2 separate regions of the Homo sapiens genome follow, and region 1 is linked to region 2. The links are chromatin contacts, found by Hi-C or POLR2A ChIA-PET in ENCODE. All regions are on one chromosome and are shown on one strand. The core of a region is the stretch at or near the end of the contact, and the rest is flanking DNA. Distances in the headings are between cores, read along the strand shown.

What was found. A loop is a pair of places that touch in the nucleus more often than their neighbours do. ChIA-PET counts read pairs that join two places held with the same protein, here RNA polymerase II (POLR2A). Pooled maps may share reads with other maps.
Region 1: a loop to region 2 is called in a pooled map, with 2.6 times the contacts of the local background. The contact joins two enhancer-like sites. A Hi-C loop is called at or near these places in 2 of 168 maps with a recorded cell type or tissue (OCI-LY7 and lower leg skin), 1 of 37 single-sample maps with no recorded cell type and 5 of 50 pooled maps. POLR2A ChIA-PET finds 5 or more read pairs at or near these places in 3 of 52 experiments (A673, GM12878 and OCI-LY7).

What each region holds. Positions count from the first base shown.
Region 1 is chr12:124,901,606-124,906,125 of GRCh38, forward strand. It overlaps the pseudogene RNU6-927P. Among named protein-coding and RNA genes, the nearest start is that of UBC, 11 kb to the right of the region's middle. Within about 2 kb of position 3,271, at least 27 of the 41 ENCODE cell types and tissues checked have a DNase peak (open chromatin) inside an H3K27ac peak, as active enhancers do.
Region 2 is chr12:125,141,760-125,145,742 of GRCh38, forward strand. It overlaps AACS (acetoacetyl-CoA synthetase), which reads left to right. Exons shown (of 18, transcript NM_023928.5): 18 at 333-1,557. The coding sequence ends at 470. Among named protein-coding and RNA genes, the nearest start is that of TMEM132B, 43 kb to the right of the region's middle. RefSeq lists an enhancer at 1,348-1,922. Within about 2 kb of position 1,877, at least 3 of the 41 ENCODE cell types and tissues checked have a DNase peak (open chromatin) inside an H3K27ac peak, as active enhancers do.

The DNA of each region.
Region 1 (4,520 bases), core at 2,021-4,520, 240 kb before region 2:
GCTGGGTGCTGTGGTTCATGCCTATTACCCCAGCACTGTGGGAGGCCGAGGCAGGCAGATACTTGAGCCCAGGAGTTTGAGATCAGCCTGAGCAACATGGTGAAACCCCGTCTCTACACAAAACACAAAAATTAGCTGGGCATGGTGGCGCATGTCTGTAGTCCCAGCTACTTGGGAGAAAGAAGTCAGAGGAGAATCACTTGAACCCAGGAGGTGGAGGTTGCAGTGAGCTGAGATTGCACCACTGCACTCCAGCCTGGGTGACAGAGCGAGACACCATGTCAAAAAAAAAAAAAAAAAAAAGGATGTGTACATTGAGTTTATCCAGAAGACAGATCAAAAGTAGGTGCCCTTAGGTTCCATCACCGCTGCTTTCAGCTGCCTACCCTCAAACCCATATGGCATTCTGATTGTTTTTTCAGGGTGGCGACACATTCAGCTTCAACTAATGGGTTATAATTGGTCTAAACCAGTGGTTTACAAGGAGGGAAAATTTTGCCTCCCAGGGAACTTAGAAAATGTCTGGAGACTTTCTGGGCTGTCACAACTAAGGATGACTGGGGTCCACGGGATAGAGGCCGGGGATACTGCTAATCATCCTACAATGCACGGGACAGCCCCAAGCAAAGAATTCTCGAGGCCAATACGTCAGTCAATAGTGCTGAGTTAGAGAAACCTTGGTCTAAACCAAACATAAAAACCCTATTCCCTGCTTCACAGCCTCCTTTGCAGCTATTGACAGCCACTGGACCCAGTTCTGACCAATGAGACCTGAAGGAAGTCAGTGAACGCTTTTCTTCATAAAAGAAACTCATGTGGCTGACCCCAATCTTCCCTGCTTCTTCCTTTGAATACAGATGTGTCTGGATTTGTGACAATAATCTTGCAACTATGAGAGAAAGAACAGCAGAATCACACCCTGACATCAGAGTCCCTTATATCCAAATCCAGATGTCATCTTCTTCCTTTTTTTTTTTTTTTTTTTTTTTGAGACAGCACCTTACTCTGTCTCCCAAGCTGGAGTGCAGTGGTGCAGTTATAGCTCACTGCAGCCTTGACCTACCGGGCAACCCTCCTGCCTCAGCCTCCCAAGTAGCTGGGACTACAGGCATGCACCTCTAGGCCTGGCTCTCATTCTTTTTATTGTTGTTGAAACTATAGAATCTATTTTTAAATCAGCCCAGCTAATTTTTTATTTTTTGTAGAGAAAGGGGTCTTGTTATGTTGCCAGGGATGGTCTTAAACTCCTGGCCTCAAGTGATCTTCTCACCTCAACCTCCCAAAGTGCTGAGATTACAGGCATGAGCCACCGTCCCCAGCTAGATTTCTTATGTGAGAAAATTTACATCCCCTTGTTTAAACCTCTGTAGTTTGATTTTTCCTGTAGGGTGTTTAAATACCCTCTTGTTTAAACCTCTGTAGTTTGATTTTTCTGTTTCCTAATCTGTGTACTACCACTTAGTCTAATTCTAGTTGGTGGACCAATGAGATTTCAATTTCAGTTCTGCTTATAGGCCTGATGCTTCTCTTCTGCAGAGTAAAAAGTTAGGGGCCAGGCGCAGTGGCTGACACTTGTAATCCCAGCACTGTTGGAGGCTGAGGCAGGTGGATCGCTTGAGCCCAGGACTTTGGGACCAGCCTGGGCAACATGGCGAAACCCTGCCTCTACAAAAAATACAAAAATTAGCTGGGCATCGTGGTGCACGCCTATTAGTCCCAGCTACCAGGGAGGCTGAGGTGGGAGGATCACTTGAGCCTGGGGAAGTCGAGGCTGTAGTGAGCCATGATCTCGCCATTGCACTCTGGCCTGGGCAACAGAGTGAGACCCTGTCTCAGAAAATAATAGTAATAATACCAGTCTGGCCAATATGGTGAAACCTCATCTGTACTAAAAATACAAAAATTGGTTGGGTGTGGTGGTGCACACCTGTAATCCCAGCAACTCGGGAAGTTGAAGCATGAGAATCGCTTGAACCTGGGAGGTGGAGGTTGCAGTGAGCCGAGCCACTGCACTCCAACCTAGGTGACAGAGCGAGATTCCGTGTCAAAAAAAAAAAAATTAAAAAAAAATTTTAAATAATATGTTTAATTAAAAATATAAATAAAAATTCTCTTCACATTCACTTGTTTCAGGGATGGCAATCCCACCCCCAGGAGAAGATCCTGGCTAACCTTGACCTATCACTGGCCATCCCATTCCCTTTGCCAGTAAATGGTTTAAGAACAAGCATCTGCTTGGTGTCTGGAAGCATGAGAGTGCTGTTATTTCAAACTTTCAATATTTTTCTAATTCATCATTTGAGGAAAGACAACTCTTGTTCTGAGAAAAAAAAAATTTAATGATTGTTTTGGCCCAAAGGAAAAGCCAAAATTCTATTTTAATATGATATTAAAAGAAAAGAACCGGCTTGGCGTAGTGGCTCACACCTGTAATCCCAGCACTTTGGAAAGCCGAGGCAGGCGGATCACCTGAGGTCAGGAGTTTGAGACCAGCCTGACCAACATGGAGAAACCCCGTCTCTACTGAAAATACAAAATTTGCCAGGTGTGGTGGCACATGCCTGTAATCCCAGCTACTCGGGAGGCTGAGGTAGGAGAATAATTTGAACCCGGGAGGCAGAGGTTGTGGTGAGCAGAGATCATGCCACTGCACTCCAACCTGGGCAACAAGAGTGAAACTCTGTTTCATATATATATATATATATATATATATATATATATATATATATGCATACATACATATGCTAAAATTCCTGCAAACTAGCGTTAACTTTGTCTTCATTGAGAGCAGAATGGTAATAACATCATCTGGAGGTTATGATGATGTCATCTGGGTGGGAGGTAAATTTTTTTTTTCTCCTTACACTGGGCCCCACAGAAGGGGGTGAGGTTTGGCTCCAGGTTTGGGGGATATAGCTAAGGAAGGATGTCAGCTCTGGGCCAAAGACAGGAATGACCTATCAGATCCCCCAGGGAAGGAGCAGGACCCTGGAGCATTAATATCTGCGGCACACAATTGTGATTTCTCCGCGTTGCAATTTCCTTTCACTACCCCCATGTCTAGCTGTCCTAAGGAAAGAGCCAGATCCCTGAGGCAACCCAGAGAAGCCAAGTCTAAGATGTCAGAGGTCATGGGCAGAATCTCCCAAGGCAGCCAGCTGGCTGAGTGACAAATGACAACAAGCACAGATTTGTGAAGAGTGCAAGCATTCTTCAGAAACTCCCAAAAATACCAGTGAGGAGAAACTGGTAAGTGGACTTCCTCGAGGAGTCACGCACAGTGCAGAACAGACCACTGTCCCACGTGCTTGCAGGGACACGCTGGCCTCTAAACACTGGCCCACACAGCGCTGAGTCACACTTGCCCCTCCCTCTTGCCTACGGTCACTCCCCAGCCACAGTTGATGCTAACGAGCTTCGCCCTTCACTCCCGGGAGTTCGGCAGCTTTTGCACATTTTAAGATCAACTGAGAGTTTATAAATATGCCCCGTTTTTCTATGACCATCGCTATGGGAAGAGATGAATGTGTTCTAACCTGTTTCCCATCAAAACTTGTGTTCTAACCCCAAAAGGAAAAGCAGCAATAAAAACAACCAAAACATTTTTTAAAAATAGGTTCTATAGTTTCAAAAACAATAAAAAGAATAAGAGCCAAGCCTGGAGGTGCGCGCCTGTAGTCCCAGCTACTTAGGAGGCTGAGGCAAGAGGATGGCTTCAGCTGGGGAGGTTGAGGCTGCAGTGAGCTGTGATCACACCACTGCACTCCAGCCTGGGCGACAGAGGGAGACACCGTTTGTAAAAAAAAAAAAATTTTTTTTTTTGAGATGGAGTCTCCCTCTGTCACCCAGGCTGGAGTGCAGTGGCGCAGTCTCGGCTCACTGCAACCTCCGCCTCCTGAGTTCAAGCGTTTCTCCTGCCTCAACCTCCCGAGTAGCTGGGATTACAGGTGCATACCACCACGCCTGGCTAATTTTTGTTTTGTTTTGTTTCGTTTGTTTGTTTTTTTGAGACGGAGTCTCTCTCTGTCTCCCAGGCTGGAGTGCAGTGGTGCAATCTCGGCTCACTGCAAGCTCCGCCTTCCAGGTTCACGCCATTCTCCTGCCTCAGCCTCCCAGGTAGCTGGGACTACAGGCGCCCGCCACCACGCCCAGCTAATTTTTTTTTTTTTTTTTTTTGTATTTTTAGTAGAGACGGGGTTTCACCGTGTTAGCCAGGATGGTCTCAATCTCCTGAGCTCATGATCCGCCTGCCTTGGCCTCCCAAAGTGCTGGGATTACAGGCGTGAGCCACCACTCCCGGCCTCCTCCAGCCCCATCTCTTCACATGCTTTTCCCACCTCAGTTATGCTGGTCTCCTTTCTGTTCCTCAAATATGCCCAAGTCTTCCAGCCCCAGGGCCCCCGTGCTATTTCCTGCCTCTCCACCTTCTGCAAAGCTAAGGCCCATCTTCCAGGTCTCACATAAATACTGTCTTTCCCGAAAGCCTCTTCCAACCATCCACAAGCAGGATCCCAAACTCC
Region 2 (3,983 bases), core at 627-3,126:
GCAACTTTGAAATAGCCTCAGTTTCTCAACAGCCGTGCCAGGGGGCGGGGGTGGGGTGTGGAGAGTGTTAGAGTTGAGTTTCAGCACCAGTCCTTGAAAGTGCCTTTCAGAAGAACAGGTTTTATCCCCCAAACAGAGAGACAGTGGTCAGTTCACCGTACTTCGGTGCACGTTTGCAGACCTGGTGGGAAGAGGGGCATCTTAGAGCCGAGACCCATTCACTCTTGGCACTCCAGGTGGAGCTGGGCCTTTGGGGCCTGGATATATCCAGGGCTGCGGATTTTCCCCCCTTCAGGTTTAAATGTTCCTGTTTTTCTACCTTTCCCTCGCAGTATACGCTCAACGGCAAGAAAGTGGAAGTTGCCGTCAAACAGATCATCGCTGGAAAAGCCGTGGAGCAAGGAGGTGCTTTCTCGAACCCCGAGACCCTGGATCTGTACCGGGACATCCCTGAGCTGCAGGGCTTCTGAGTCAGACTGGCTGGCGTGTCACTCAGCCGCACCCGTGTGCACTGTAACTTTTGTGTGCTCAAGAAATTATACAGAAACCTACAGCTGTTGTAAAAGGATGCTCGCACCAAGTGTTCTGTAGGCTTGGGGAGGGATCGTTTCTCTGTTTTGTTAAATCTGGTGGGTACCTGGATCTTCCACACGAGTGGGATTCTGGCCTTCAGAGACCAGGAGGGAGTGTCTGGGCCGCAGGTGTGGCACTGTGGTGAGAGTGTGTGTCTTTGCACACACAGTGCAGCGGGAACGGTGGGGCTGGCTGGTGCTGAAGACAGACACACTCCTGAGCCAAGGTCTTGTCTTCAACCTCCCCGTCCCGTTGTCCCATTTTGCTCTGTGAAGGTGCAAATCCCTTTCTTCCCTTCCCATCTCAGGCTCTCCTGTTTTCCCTCAGGGTCCAGTATGCCTTTGAGCTTTAGCTGTTAGAAAGGAACCCCCGTGACTTGACACAGCTTTCACAGCTGGCTGCTAGGACCGGCGGGCTGGGTGTTCACGTGTGTCTGTGTCATGGATGCAATGCAGGCCCTGGAGGACTGTGCGTCACCCGTCAACCAGAGCGTGCCTCCGGGCCAGCTTCCCTCCAAGGAATGAGTGGATTTCATACAGGATCTCTTTATTGCACAGACTGAATGGCTTTACATGTTTCTAATGTGAATTAGGCATGTGAAGCAGTGGGTGTCCACCCGTGTCCCTCATGGGTGAGCCCTCCAGCTGTGAGCCCAGGCAGTGTGGTCACCGAGTGAGGACCCTCCTCACCAGGAACCGCATCCCTGTGCTGCCTCCACCTGAGAGTTGCTAGGGGGTTCTTGTCGAGATCATGTCATCAGCACCCCTAAGTCAAGTCACGGGTTTCCATAGCCAGGCAGTTGGTATGTACAATTCAGTTCAGCGTATGAACTTGTATCTCTAATCTGATGTCCATTTTTATATTTTTTGAAACTGAGCACAATGAAATCCTTTCTTGAATCATTTTCCTTTTGGATTATAAAAATATGGGGGAAAGTGCTATGATGAATTTTATGCAATAAATGTATACATGTGTGCACATGCACCCATGCTGTGTGTGCAGTGTGCTGGTGTGTTTTCTCTGGAGGGGGGACCGCATCTGCGTGTGTGAGGCTGGTGGTGCTTGTGCGCCCGCCAACAGCTGTGCCCTGGAGTTGTGTGGTTCGAATTGTTGGGGGCACTTCCCAGGGCCCTGGTACTTACCCACATTCCCTTGTGACCAACGAGGAGTGCTGCTCAGTGTGAAGCCAGCACCCTGGGCCCCCTCCACCCTGAGATCCCCCAACACCCAGCGCCAGCCAGGTTTCTGGCTCCTTTCTTGTCATCGCAAGAGCTGCATGTCACTTGGGTTGTGTGTGGCTACATGCCACGGGATCCAGGCTTGGCCCAGCAGCGTTTATGGCTCTCACGTCACAGGAAGTTGGAGGCAGTCCATTCTCCCGGGGCCGGGCAGCAACTCCACAGTGCAGCAGTCCTGGCTCCTGTCTGCTGCACTCTGCTGTCCTCAGGATGTGGCAGTCATCATCTTGGCCCTGCCTGGCTGCCCCACCTCTAGTCTTTCATCCGTGCTGTAGGCAGGAAGAAGGTGGGAGTGAGAAGGGGGCTGGGTAAAGGCAAAAAGCTGCATCTCTGGAGTGTGTCCCTTTTTATCTGCAAAATGATGGCTTTTCTGGAAAGCCGGCAGCATCTGCTGGGCCTCACCAGCCAGCCTGGGGACACGCAGCCGCCTTCGCTGCAAGGGCATCCGGGGGTCTGAGTATTTCAAAGAGGACCTGTTCCCCTTTTTTGTGAGTTTCCAACAGCTGCTGTAACATTTCCACAAAGGCAGTGGCTTAACACAGCCCCAGTTTATTACAGTCCTGGAGGTCAGAAGTCTGCTGTGGGTCTCACTGGGCTGAAATCAGGGTGACAGCAGGGCTGTGTTCCTTCAGGAATCTGCAGGGGAGAATCCATTTCCTTGCCTTCTCCCGCTTCTAGAGGCCACTGTGTTTCTTGTCTGGTGCCCTGTTGTCTTCAGCAATGGCCGGTCACACCTTCCTTCCACTGTAGCTCTCTGACGCTGACACTCCCACCCACCGTGTCCACATGTAAGAACCCCCTGTGATTGCAGCAGGCCCACTTGAATAAGGATAATCTCCCTATTTTGATGTGTGCTGATTAACAACCTTAATTCCATCTGCAGCCCTCACTCCTCCTCACGACGTCGTAGTCCATTTTGTTTTGCTGTAACAGAATACCTGAAGCTGGGTGATTTATAAGTTAATAATTTATTAAGGGGTTCATTTGGTTCATGATTCTGGTGGCTGAAAAGTCCAAGACTGGGCAGCTGCATCTGGTGAGGGCCTCATGCTGCTTCCACTCAGGGCAGAACATGGAGGGGGAGCAGGTGCATGCAGAGATCACGCAGTGAGAGAGGAAACCAGACCATTCAACAACCACGCCCTTGGGAACTAATCTGTTCTCACGAGGCACAAGTGACGGTGAGAACTCACCCCCTACAGAGGGGATTAATGTATTCAGGAGGGATCTGACCCCTCCCAACACTGCTACATTGGGTGTCAATGTCAACATGAGTTTTGGCATATAGACAAGCCACATCCAACCCACAGCACCATGTAACCTAACGCATTCACAGGTTCCAAGGATTAGGATGTGGATATCTTTGGGGGGCTGCTACTCTGCTGACCTCACTTTGCAAACACAGTCTGGGTCCTGCTGGCCGAGGGAGAAGTGGATGGTGGTTGTTGGGAGCAGCAGGGAGCCCTGGTTGATGACACTTGGGCTGGGATTGTCCTCCCCTGTGAGTGGCCCGTGGGCCTTAGGGTTCAGGTCGGGCCTGGGGCCTGCAAGGTCCTCTCCTCTCACTGGGTGCCTGGAGATTCCCTTCATGTTGACAGTGCCTGAGGAGTCATTACAGCTTAATCAGCGTGCCCTTTAGTTCCAGCAAGACGGCCCAGGCTGAATAAGCCCACGCATCCTTATTAATAAGCCCTGCCGGACAACTTCATTAATGAGGGACAGATGGTCTGGAACAACAGCCAGTTGAGTGCACGTGGTGCTGAGCCTGCTTTTGACGTTCCTTGGCCCGAGCATCACTCTAAAGAACCCACCACCTGCCGGCCAGCTGCCTTTTCATCTCTGAGATGGCCGTGGGCTGCACCGTGCCTTCTCGTCTTCTTCCAGCTCCCCACCAGGCCTGGCCCATCAGGAGCTTCTGAAGGCATCAGGATCTGCCACACAGCCTGGCTAGGGCTGCCAGGATTCTGCTATCTCCCACGGCCAGCAGGCCTCTGAGCAGCTGGTCCTCCTCCAGGCCCTTCCTGCCCACCTCCAGGAACCTTCTCCAGGCTGGAGGCCTCCTTCTCATGCTTGGGCTGCCCAGCCCCACCTTCTCGCCCGGGAGGATTCTCCTCAACTGGAGCTGAACGATCAACTCCAGCTGCAGTCAGCCACTGACCTGTCCCCACAGGG